Linked DNA regions of Homo sapiens: region 1 is linked to region 2. The links are chromatin contacts, found by Hi-C or POLR2A ChIA-PET in ENCODE. All regions are on one chromosome and are shown on one strand. The core of a region is the stretch at or near the end of the contact, and the rest is flanking DNA. Distances in the headings are between cores, read along the strand shown.

Region 1 (6,245 bases), core at 68-2,567, 250 kb after region 2:
CGTGTTAAGACAAATGACAACGAGCACGGCGCAGGGTGGCCGGCTGGGACCAAGACAGGCGAGGTGAGGCTGGGGCGCTCGCTGGCTGACACGCCCCACGGTGGCGTTCGTGGTCTTCTATCCCCGATCTCCCCAAAATCTGTGGTTTGAGTGACCAGGGAGACGTTTTTCTCTTAGAATCTCCCCCACCCCAGGTGACCTTGCGCCTCTCCCAAGCTCGCCAAGGTGATTGCTAGGTCCTCCATCACCCCTGCCACCCGCCACCTACCACATCGGAGTGGCAGCTCTAGAACCTAAGCCTGGAAAGGATGGTGGGTGGCGACTGGAGCTGTCCTGTCCCCTCAGGACGCCTGCCGGAGGCGTACTTGCGGCCCTCTGGCGATCACTCCAGGAGTCCTGTCTCTGCCTCCTCCCCATGTCCTGCAAACCCATTTCCTTTATCCGTTGGCCCCAACGCCCGTGTCCACAGCCGGACGACGCCCCATCCCACGCCCGAGACCACTCGGGCGTTCCGACCCCGCACTCACCCAGCAGCACCCCCAGAGTGGCGGGCCCGGGGCGCAGGGCGTGCTCCTCCATCTTGATGCCGTCCAACATCTTGGCGCAGTCCGTCTGCCCGCGAGGGAAGCACCTCTCCAGCGACTCGGGACCTGTTGCTATATCCATGGGACGCGGGGCGCGCTGCGGACCCCGCCGGCCGGGCTGCTCGCCCGCCGGCCCGTCCACCCGCTCTCCGCCGCCGCGGCCCTGGAACCGGGGAGGCGCGGCCCCCGCAGGGCAGGGGTTGCGCCGGCCCCCGGCGATCGTGGAGCGGCGACGCGCTGGCCCCGGGCCCCGGCGTCGTGCGGGCGGGCCGGGGCGGCTGCAGCCCGCGCCGCGCTCTCCCGGACACTTGCAGCCACGCGCGCCGGCTCCTCTGTCACCTGCTTGTCAGTCCCGGAACCCGGCGGCGGCGGCTGCTGCAGACGGAGCCGCGGGGAGGAGGCGGCGGCGGCGGTGGCGGTGGCGGCGGCGGCAGGCGGGGGAGGGGGTGGGGGTGCAGGGGCGGCCCCGCGGGCCGCGGGGGGGGCGCGCGGCGCAGCGGGGTCCCGGGCGGGGCGCAGCGGGCCGCGGGGCTCCGGGCGCGCTCCCCGCGCTACTCCAGTGCCATGGTGCGCCCGCTGAGCCGCCGGGTTTAGAGCTGGGGCTGGCGGCGGAGGGATACGGGCCGCCTCACCTCCCGAAACTTCCTGACATTTGAACCCCGCGGCCGGTATCCCTGCGCCGGGATGCGCCGCCGGCTCCACGTCAAATAGTGCCGTCCCGCCCCCCCGCGCGCCCCGGGGCTCCGCGCCCCTGGCCCGCGCCCCGCGCCGCGCCTGGCCCCGAGCTCAGGCCCCGGCTCCCCGGCCCGGCCGCCCCGCGGGCCCCTCGCAGAAGTTTTGATCGTCTTCGAAACAAATCCCTCTGCTCCACCCCCTTGAAAAATTGATTTGGGAGTTGGGGAGCGAAGGCTTTCTTTTTTCTCCTCTGCCTTCTTTATTATTAATATTTTGTAAAGCTCCAGCGCTACGAGGAGTGGCCCCGAGCGAGGCCAGACTGCGCGGACGGCAGGGAGCGCGGCGGCTCCGCCAGGGGACGGCGCCGGCCGGGAGTGGCCGCTTGGGAACCCCCGACTGTCGGCCGAGGTAGGTCGCGGGGGCTGAGTCGGAGTCCCCCGGGCGGCGGCGCCTGCTCGGGGCCGCTTGGTCCGCGGAGAGGGCCGGCTCCCAGGAACGAAGGACGGGGGCGGGCAGAAGGCGAGGACGGCTGGCCCTGGACTCGTGCAAGGGGGGCCCAGGCCCAGGAACGGGGAGTGAGCCTGGAGTGTGGGTGAGGGGTCTGGGAAAGCTCCGGGCCTGGCAGAGATTGGGCGGGGGACTGAGCCGATGGGAGGTTGGGGCCCCGGGATCGAGAATGGGGGACACTGGGACGACAAGGAAGGTCAGGCCTGGGTTCAGGCGACCGAGAGTTTAGAGGACAACTAAGGCTGGAAAAGGGGTCCCCGGGCAGGGGCAGGAGCAGTGGGCAAGACCCGGGCCTCCTAGGGTTTGCAGTGAGGGGCGCTAGGAGGGAGTGGTGGCCCCAGGGTAGCGGCTCTGAAGAAATTAGGTTGGCTGCCAAGATCGGGGTCCTTTGGCGGGTCGGGTGCCCGGCCAGGGGTCGCTGGGACGCGCGGATCAAGGACAGTGCTCTAGCCAGCCTGGGCAAAGTGGACCTCGGCAACGGGACGCGAAAGCTGGCGAGATGGAGCTGCCGACTTCCGCGCCAGCCGGGCCTGGCACCCGCGTCCGGTGCGAGAGGCCACAGCGTCGGACCGGCTGTCTGCGGCCCGTGGTCCCCACCGACGCGCGGCTCACCGGGGAGCAGGGGGGCGGTTGCGGCCCGGGGTAGCGGCGGGCTGACCCCCCGCGATCCGCTGCGGGGCGGCCCCGGCCCCTCCCGGAGCGAGGCAGCGGCGCGGAGCCGGGCGGGGGCGGAGGGCATGGGGGGCGGGTCCCCTGACCTCGCTGGAGGCGAAAGGGCGGATCGGATTTGGAACCTGCGGGAGGCTTGGTCAGAAGTGGCCCCCTGCGCCGCGGGGCCCCGCGGAGGGGCCCGGCTTTGTGGAGGATTAGAGGCTCCCGCCCTACCCTACCTGCGTGTGTGTCGGTGGGTATCTGTGTGTGTCTGTGCGTGTCGGGCCCCCGCCTCTGCGGCTCTTGCCTCCGTGTGCTCCTTGGCTCTGCACACACGGTATGTGTGTCCCTGCAACCTTCCAGACTCCCAGGGGTGAATCTGTGGATCTGTGTCTGAGTCCCCTGCACCCGTGTGTATGTGAATGTGTGGGTCCTTCGTGCCTGTGTCTGGGGTGTGTGTCCGCATCATTTCATGCGGGGGCCTAAGTCTTTGTGCGTGTCTCAGCCTCTGTGTTGTGTCTGCGATCCTTTTCTGTATGGGTGTCTCTGTCAGCTTTGCGTATCTGTGCTTATCTCCGGGGTTCTGAATGCTTCTGTGTGCTCGCGTGTCTCCTAGCGTGTGTGTGTGTGTGTGTGTTTGTGTGTGGTGGGGGGCTTTGTGCCTTCGTGTATTTCTAGGCGCCTTTGTGTGGCTAGGTCGGGGAGAGTGGACAGTCAATGTGGAGTTTCTCTCCCACATCTCGGTCCCCTCTTTGCTTGACCTGGAAACCCCAGGCCTGGACCCGCGAAGTTGGGCTGGGCCTGAGCCGCCTTCTCCGGGCATCTGGGGCGGGGGCGCGGCTGCTGCAGGGAGAAGCCGGGCGGGCAAGGCTTCGGCGCACAGAGCCAGAGTCCCGAGGCGCGGAGCGCGGCTCGGGGCCGGCGGGCGGACCAGGCACTTTCTGCCCTCTGCTGGTCGCGGTCCATCCCTGCAACCGGGGCTGGGCGACTGCCTGCAGGCGAGAGTCCTCGTTCCAGGCCCAGACCCTCTCCCTCTCCTTCAGGGTGCACATGGTAATACTCTCTCGTCACAGGCCCTGCACCCCCAACTCCTGGCGCAAGGCTCCATCCCCTCCCCACCTTCCCTGTGCCTGGCCTCTCCTACCCTACAGCTCTCCTTTCCCCCTCCTTGGCTGAATGAGGGCCCCTGCGATCCAGTCTCCCAGGCTTCTCTAACTCGGGTTGGCGTCCAGTGCCGATCTGGGGCCGCTGGCTGTGCCCAGAGGCGCATTCCCCGGACCACTCGAAGGCCTGGTCTCAAGGCAGGAGGACTTGTGGGAAGTACCCCCTCCGTGCCGCGTCTGGTCTGTCCGGGTGCGCATGCATTCTCAGCGCCTCTTCCGCGCTCCTGCCAGTCATATCCCACGCCACCAAGGCGGATATAGGGTGGTCTGCCGCCATGCGGCCCGCGCCCAGATAGGGGCGCTGGCTCGGTGGACGCCAGAGCCTGGCTGCCTTCTCTGGTCTGGGGTGGGGCTGCTGAGTCCACACCCCTTGGGCCCCTCTGCATGCCTTCCCCGCTGTCCATTCATTCCCCCTACACACACACACACACACACACACACACACACACACACACACACACACACACACACACACACCCTCCCTATAGGCCCCGTTCCTTGCCCTTTGTCCTCACTCCTCGTGTCCCGTGCTCCCAGCTGAGTTGGCCGGTCTCGGGTCCTTCGCACGCAGACGCGCAGGGGTCCCAGATCTCTCCAGCACAATCGGGGCTCCCGCGCCTCTCCACCGCTTCCCTTGCCGAAGAAGCGAAGAAGCGGCCGACTGGACGGCACAGCAGGGGCCGAGGCCCAGAGCCGGCTCCTGCCCGCAGGCGGCGAACGGCACCTTGCTCCGCCAGGCCCCTGCGGGTGTGATCCGTGACCCGCAGATTCTCCCGGGCGCCTCTGGCCCATGACGCGGGGGCTGCTCGCTCCACGCAGGCGGCTTCGGGATGCTCTCCCGCTCAGATTTCAGCGGCAGAAACAGCCTCGGATTCTCTCTACCTGGGGGAAAGACTGAGTCGGGGGCTCGGAATCACTGGAAGAAGCGAGAATGGAAAGGGAGGCTCTGGAGCGGGGGTCCCGGCTCCTTCCAGTCTGCGGACGCCCCAGCTCCATTGAGCCCCGCCCTAGTCCCCCCGCTCCTCTTCTTAGGGCCTTGCACCCTCTCCTCTGCGCTACCCGCCTCCCTCGAGCACGGCTCTATGAGCTGCCCTCCCCCACCCCACCCAGCCCTGTCCATCCCGCTCCGGGCTGTCTGGATTGTTTTGTGCTTCTGACCAGAGCCAGAGCCACACTGCCCCCTCCCAGTTTACCATTCCAGCTGGAGGCACGGATCTGGGGCAGCGCAGGGTGCAGTCCTGGCCGGGTTCGGAGGAGTGGGAAGGCAAGGACCAGGAGCTGCGAGTGTCTCTATTCCACTCTGCCCGGAGAACCAGGGCTGCAGAGAGCCTGGGCCGTCCCACGCTGTCCCGGCGCCATCAGCCCTGCCAAGCCTCAGATCCTTGACAGGCGGCCAGATTGGGGGGACCAGAGCCGCCCAAGCAGTGGGCCAGGTTGGGGGCTGATATTCCTGGGAGGTGGCCCCGGGTCTAGGGTCCTGGGAGAACCACACTGACTCCGGAAGTGGAGCGGGAACACCCAGAGACTGAGTGCTGGAAACTTTCCAGCCAGCAGTGACCATGTTATGCTTTTTGGACCCCAGCGGGGCTGGACCCCAGGGCACATGGGCCAAAGGGTCAGGCCCTTCTCAGCTAGAGATGGCCGTGTGTGATCGTCACAGAGTAACACAGCCACCTTGCCGCAGAGCGGTGCAAATGTCTGTGGTCTTGCTGTGCCGGTGGGAGACCTCACAGCGACCTTGAACCCAGGTGGAGGCCCACACACAGGAGTAAAGTGATGGCGCCCAGCTGGGGTCCTTTGAATCAGGGCTGGGAACTGGTTCTCTCTCCCATTGGGGTTTTCCAGCCTGATGGGAGAGGGGCTGCAGGGAGACAGGATTTGTGGCAGAATTTGCTGGTGAGGCAGAGCTGGGGCTCTGAGGCTGCATGCAAGTGTGTGTGTCTGTGTGCAGTGGGGAGACAGCCAGCCCCAGCAAAGCCCCTAAGTCCTTCCTGTAGCTTCCCCTTCAGTGGGTAGGGGCTCTGGCCACAGACCCATGACTTTCCAGCACAAGGTCTGGGTCTTTAGTCATGGGATTCCTCCACATTGGGTCAGGAGACGGTGCTCCCTTAGAGCCCAGGCTGCTGTCAGCTCTCGGGACTGGAGCTCTGAGGGAGACGGTGCCCTGGCGGGGTGGCCCAGTGCTGAGGTCTCGCAGTGGCTAGGAGTGGTCAAGAGCAGATCTTGGGGAGCCACCCAGATCTGGTTCAGGATCTGGCCATGGGACCTCAGGAAGGTCCTGCCCTACTCTCTGCACCTCAGCTTCCTCATTTGTCCCACAGGGTTGTCGAGAGGCTGAAACATAAGTGCTCACCACAACACCCAGCACCTACCAGGCCTCTATACATATTTGGTAAATAATTGGATGGACACTTTGGGAGGGTGAGGCTGGTGGATCACGAGGTCAGGAGTTCAAGACCAACCTGGCCAACATGGTGAAACCCCATCTTTACTAAAAATACAAAAATTAGCTGGGCATGGTGGCACGTGTCTGTAATCCTAGCTATTTGGGAAGCTGAGGCAGGAGAACCACTTGAATCCGGGAGGTGGAGGTTGCAGTGAACCGAAATTGCACCACTGCACTCCAGCCTGGGTGACAGAGCAAGACTCCATCTCAAGTAGTCAT
Region 2 (5,707 bases), core at 330-2,829:
TAACTCCATAGGATCACTGGGCCTGATTCCTCTTTTCCTATCTGAATGCTACTCATCCTTTAACACCCGGCTCAAATCCCGCCCCTCACTAAACCCTCCCTAACCACTCGGCCTACAGTGACCTCCATCTCTCCTTCTTAATTCTACAGCACACAGCCTTGTCTCATCAAAATTACCTTTTCATAAGTAATGTCTCAGCACCCTGTGTAAAGCTGCCTGGAGACTGTAAGTGTGCCTTCTACTACTTTCCCACCACATGGAACAGCATCTTGCCATTTAATAAGCAAGCAAGCACTCAACTATTTTTTGACTTCCTATAGTAAGTTTGGCTTTAGCATAAAGGAAGGATGGGGGAGGGGGGAACCTCTGGAGTCAGCGACCAGCTTAGAAGCTGTTGCAATAATCCAGATGTGAAGCAAAGAGGGCCTGGACTAGGGAACAAAGAGAAAATGGGCAAATATAAACAACAAAAAATTCTGCATGCAAAAACTCGGCGGAATGTGATTAACTACTACTAGGGACAAAAGCAAGGGATGAATGAGGATTAAGGTGAGGTTTAGAAAACGCTTCTTGAAATCATTTTAAAGCCTGTCTGAAACAAAATGCAGTAAGTGGCTTAAAAAGTCCACACTGACAAAGTCTTCAGCGAAACTGCCCAGTATCTTGAATCAGGGACAGCCCTTCCAATTTGAGACATACACGGAATGGCAGAGCCAGAAGGGTTCTTAGAGAGTTAAATGAAACCCTCAATGATCACATGGGGAAACTGAGTCCTAGCATGGAAGGGGCTTGCGGAAGGCCTCAAGACAGAGACTCCCAGACGAGTGCCGCCCTGAAAGCACAGCCACTTGGCCTAGAAGGGCACTGTTTACAACCCCGGTCAGCCCCAGCCCAGCCCTCCGCAATGGCAGGACCAACTGAGCGCGAGTGGCCACGGAGACGTCTGGGGCCAAGCGCAACCCGTCGCCGCCGCCTGTTTACCTGGAGGAAGGCGGTGGCGTGAGGCAGCGGCTCCGTGGCAGCCACCCGAAGGGCCGACCCCTGGCCCGGCCGGCTCTCCAGGGAACTCAACCATCTGCCCTCCCTCCCCGTACAAAAGGGAGCGCCCCCAGGGCTAGGGGCCCGGAAGCTGGGGATCCCGAGACGCCCCGGGCGGAGGCTGGGAGCCCAGGGCAGCTGCCCGAGCGCGACCCTCAGCCGGGCCAGCGGCGCCGGGACTCCAGGACCGAGCACAGCTGGCCCCTCGGGGACGCGCGCCTGACCCCAGCAGGTGCCCGGGGCCTCCGGACCCCGCCCGGCCTCGGCTCCCGCCCGCGCCGGCCGCCTGCCCGCGGGACTGACCAGGCGCGGAGGCTCCCGCCCCGCCGCGCCCAGAGGGAGCCGGACAGCGGCCCGGGGACTGCCCCCCGCCCCGCCTGCCCCGCCTGCCCCGCCCGCGCCTAGCCCGCTGCTCGCCGCCCCCGGCCAGCGTGCCTCACCTGTCCAGAGCGCCGCGCTCACATCGCCCGCCCGCGGCGCCCCCTCCGCCGCCGCCGGCGCCAGGCCAGTCCCCGCCGCTCCGGCTGCCGCCCCAGCCCGCGCCCCCCGCCCCCGGAAGCGCTTCCCGGCCCCGCCCCCTGGACGCCCGCGCTTCCGGGCAGGCGCCAACCCGGGTGGTGGCGTTGCGCGGCGGACCTCTAGCCAGGGCCCGGGGTCCTGAGTCCCGCCCGGTTGTCGTCCCAGAGCCTCGCCGCGGGCTAGCGGCAGCCTTGGTCTGGACCCCGGAGTCCCGACTCCGGGAAGCGGCGTCGGCTCTGCCTTCAGCCCGCGCTCTCCTCGGCGCCCCCTGCTGGCGGGAGAAGGGCGGTGCAGTGGGGCGCGTTTCAGGGGCTCCCGGAATCGAACGGGTGGGAGAGAGCCCAGGACCCTCGACCCCCCCAGCACTGGGGGGCCTGCCCCCAGCCCAGCCCTCCCTTCCAAGACCCTCCCTCCTGCATCTCTTCAGGCGCATGCCACGCACCCGAGCTGCTCCTGGCAGGGCAGCTGAAGGCAGCAAGGTGCAGTGGTTAGCAGCAGGGCTCTGGGGACCTGTCATAGGGGGTCTCTTGACTTACCACCTTGGGCAGGTTTTCTCTCTCTCAAAACGGAGGTGGCTCCCGCCTGTAATCCCAGCACTTTGGGAGGGCGAGGCGGGAGGATCACTTGATCCTAGGAGTTTGAGACCAGCCTGGGCAACATAGGGAGGCCCCATTTAAATTTTTAAAACTTAGCCAGGCTTGGTGGCACATGCCTGTAGTTCCAGCTATTGGGGAGGCTGAGGTGGGAGGGTCGCTTGAGTCCGGGAGGTCGAGGCTGCGATGAGCCATGATCGTGTCACTGTACTTCAGCAGTGGTGAAAGAGCAAGACCCTGTCTCAAAAACAAAACGGAGGTGAAAATTCCCAACTCACTGTTATAAAACCCATGTCACAGAGCATGCCTCAAAAAATGTGCATTTCCAGACCCTTGGGGACACCCCAGTCTTCAAACCGTTGGGTGGGAGTGGGAGCCTCACCCAGCGTTTTCCTCCCAGCATTAGACCAATGTAACACTCTTTGAAGAGCTTCCCTTTGCATTTTGGTGGAGTCAGTAGTTGTGGCAGAGGTTTATTTTCCTTTTTCTGGCTTTGTAATAAAAATAAACTAGGAGGCAAAGATACCAGCTCCTCTTCAGGATAGAAAGCTGCTGAGACTTCCTGATGTTACTTCATCCTTTGCAAGCAGGAACTGTCTCTCCAGGATCTGTCCAGTGGTCATCCTCCAATAGCAACAGCTACCCTTTGTCAAACACTCCATGCAGGGCACTGTGTAGACACTTGACAGCCATGACCTCATTTAACACAACCTAAGGAGGTGGCGATCTATTCCCATTTTAATCCAAGAGGGAACTGAGGCTCAGAGAGGTTGAGTGACTTATCCAAAGTCACACAGCTAGTAAATGGCAGACTTGGGATGAACTCCCTTGTCTCTCTGACTTCTTATAGCAACAGAACATCCAAGCATAGGATTTTAGGCAACCTGCCTATAACTGCAGGCACCTGGGCAGACAGGTAGTCTCGCTCTTGAATTGCTATTGCACTTGAGTTGTTTTCTTGAGATCTGTCCCCAAGGGTGAGATACGTGTGCACCCAGGGCACAGGAATACATCATCTTGTCAGGTTTCCTCCGGACTGCTGAGCTGATTCTTATGCCCAGAGGTTTTCCTACAGATCAGCCTTGGGCCTCATCATTTTAACTGATTTTTGCTAAATTCGTTGATAAGAGTTAGGGTCTTCTTGGCTGTGACACAATATTTGCATATCATTAAGTACTATAAAGACTAAAATAGTTCCTGAGTTTTTGACCCTCCTCTGCCAAGTGTCTCAAAGTTGTTGGCCCTCTGTCTGTCCATTGGATGCTGGGTATTTCCCTCATAGTTTATATTTACTCTCCCACCTAACTGGGTCACCAAACTCATCATTTATATATTTTTCCAGCCCCTTGCTTTTTTCGTTCTTGTTGTTTAGCTGATTGTCATGGTCTCTACTAATTTTAGTTAAAAAACTGTCACTCCTCCACAGTTGAGGTGCATATGTGTTTCTGTTTTCCCATAATCTTTGTGGCAGTTTTAAATGATTTAACTCGTTAGCTCCCTTGAAATCAAGAAGTCTAGGGAGTGATGTACAAGTCTCATTTTAATTTATTCCACACTTACCCATTTTCCTCAGCAGCATTTATGAAATGATCCAATTCACATTTTGTTGAAGTTTGGGGTTGCCCTTCAATCCACAGTTAAGAAGGAGTTTTCTGGCCAGGTGGGGTGGCTCATGCCTGTAATCCCAAACACTTTGGGAGGTTGAGACAGGAGGATCACTTGAGTCCAGGAGTGTGAGACCAGCCTGGGCAATATAGTGAAACCTCATCTCTACAAAAAAGAAAAAAAAAAAAGCTGAGTGTGGTGCCACGTGGCTGTGGTCTCGGCTACTTGGGAGGCTGAGGTGGAGGATCGCGTGAGCCCTGGAGGTCAAGGCTGCAGTGAGCCATGATCACCACACTGCACTCCCGCCTGGGCATCAGTGTAAGACCCTCTCTTAAAAAAAAAAAAAAAGGTGTGGGGCTTCCCATCGTGGGGGTCAGCCTATGTGAGGGTGATGGCTGATAGCTTACCAATACTTGTGTTCTGCCTTTTCTTCTTCCACAGCACATGGCTAAAACACATCTCCAGCCTCCTCGCCATGTCATGTGTTAATTGAGGTAGCCTGTGAAGTGCTTGGCATGTGTGAGTCTGCCGTAAAAGTTAATTCCCTTCCCATTCTTTCCTCTTCTCCCCCTCCTTGGACAGATACGGCCTGAATCTCCGCTTCTCATTGATTCCAGATTCCTGAGCACTTGGAGAGCCAAGATAGCCAGGTTATAACTGGTCCCAGCTTCTCCTTCTGGCCTCCACAAGGGACCCTTTCTGCCAGAAGTCCAGCTGCAGGACTTGGCTCTGGTCCACCTGGCAATCCTCAGAGTTTGGCAAAACCTGTTGACTGTTGGCACCTGTTAGTCTTTATACACACACATAACTCATGTGTCTCCCTTAAACAAAATATATGAATTATTTGCGGTTTCCTCATTCTTCCTCCTCTAATCAGGACCCACTAGTGTGTCCCTTCCACATGCCTCACTACCTGAACAGTACCGTCGAAGGGGGAGCCTGTCTCTCCAAACAGTCCCAAGATGTCCACTGACTTCCAGATCATTCCAGTAGGTCAGGGTTCCTTCTACCTGGCTGCCTCTGCAGAGGAGGGTGAACATTCCTCATGGGTCAGGGAGAGCACTTCCTTGGAGAACCCTCAGACACTCACCACCTTTACAATGGGGACCAGGTAGTTGGTTTACCCCTCGGAGCTTCTCTTCTTCACCTGTTAGATGATGGTGAGGCTGAGGGGTGTGATCTGAAGAGCTTCTTTTCCGTGATCAAGACCGGGCAGTAGAGAATCCTGTGGCTAAGCAATAAGGCAGATCCAGGTCTAAACCCCAGCTCAGCCACACAAGACCTCTGTGACCTGAGATGGGGCAAGACATTTGACCCTACTGAGCCTTGGCCTCCTTGTCTGTGTAGCAACGGGGATGGTACCTACCTCAGTGGGCAAATAAGATAATAATTTAATGTTTTCAGAATGGCATACTCAATAAATATTTTTGATCAGCAAGAAAGCAAGGGAAGGCCGGGTGCAGTGGCTCACGCCTGTAATCCCAGCACTTTGGGAGGCTGAGGTGGGAGGATTGCTTGAGCACAGGAGCTCAAGACCAGCCTGGGCAACATGGCAAGACCCCTTCTCTACAAAAATTAGTCAGGCATGGTGGTGTGCACCTACAGGCTTAGCTACTCTGGGATGCTGAGATGGGAGGTGGGAAGATCACTTGAGCCTGGGAGATTGAGGCTACAGTAAGCTCTGATGGCACCGCCGCATTCCAGCTTGGGCAACAGAGTAAGACCCTGTCTCAAAAAAAAAAAAAAAGAAAGGAAGAAAGGAAAGGAAAAAGGAAAGGAGGAAGGGAAGGAAGGAAAGGGAGGAAAGAAAGGGAGAAAGGATGGTCTCAAGAGCCGCCACCCATTTCCATGAGGCCACTCCTCACTTCCTGCAGAGATGACTTGCTCTCTACTCTCCGCCTGCCTCCCCTGTTCAGCTTCCATGCAGGTCCTGCCTCTCTCTGACCTGAGCC

Evidence for each region. Hi-C counts contacts between places; a loop is a spot of excess contacts on that map. ChIA-PET counts read pairs that join two places held with the same protein, here RNA polymerase II (POLR2A). Pooled maps may share reads with other maps.
Region 1: a pooled map shows a loop between it and region 2 (2.2-fold over the local background). The contact joins the promoter of LMX1B-DT here to the promoter of ZBTB34 in region 2. A Hi-C loop is called at or near these places in 1 of 50 pooled maps. POLR2A ChIA-PET finds 5 or more read pairs at or near these places in 2 of 52 experiments (Panc1 and activated naive CD4-positive, alpha-beta T cell).

What each region holds. Positions count from the first base shown.
Region 1 is chr9:126,608,871-126,615,115 of GRCh38, reverse strand. LMX1B-DT (LMX1B divergent transcript) reads left to right here and starts at 1,317. Exons shown (of 2, transcript NR_184148.1): 1 at 1,317-1,667. It overlaps LMX1B (LIM homeobox transcription factor 1 beta), which reads right to left and starts at 1,188. Exons shown (of 8, transcript NM_001174147.2): 1 at 528-1,188. The coding sequence starts at 666. RefSeq lists enhancers at 1-454, 455-1,036, 1,292-2,260, 4,204-5,068 and a silencer at 3,413-3,482.
Region 2 is chr9:126,856,511-126,862,217 of GRCh38, reverse strand. ZBTB34 (zinc finger and BTB domain containing 34) reads right to left here and starts at 1,579. Exons shown (of 2, transcript NM_001099270.4): 1 at 1,479-1,579. RefSeq lists silencers at 1,061-1,280, 1,391-1,440, 1,451-1,530, 1,561-1,960 and an enhancer at 639-1,436.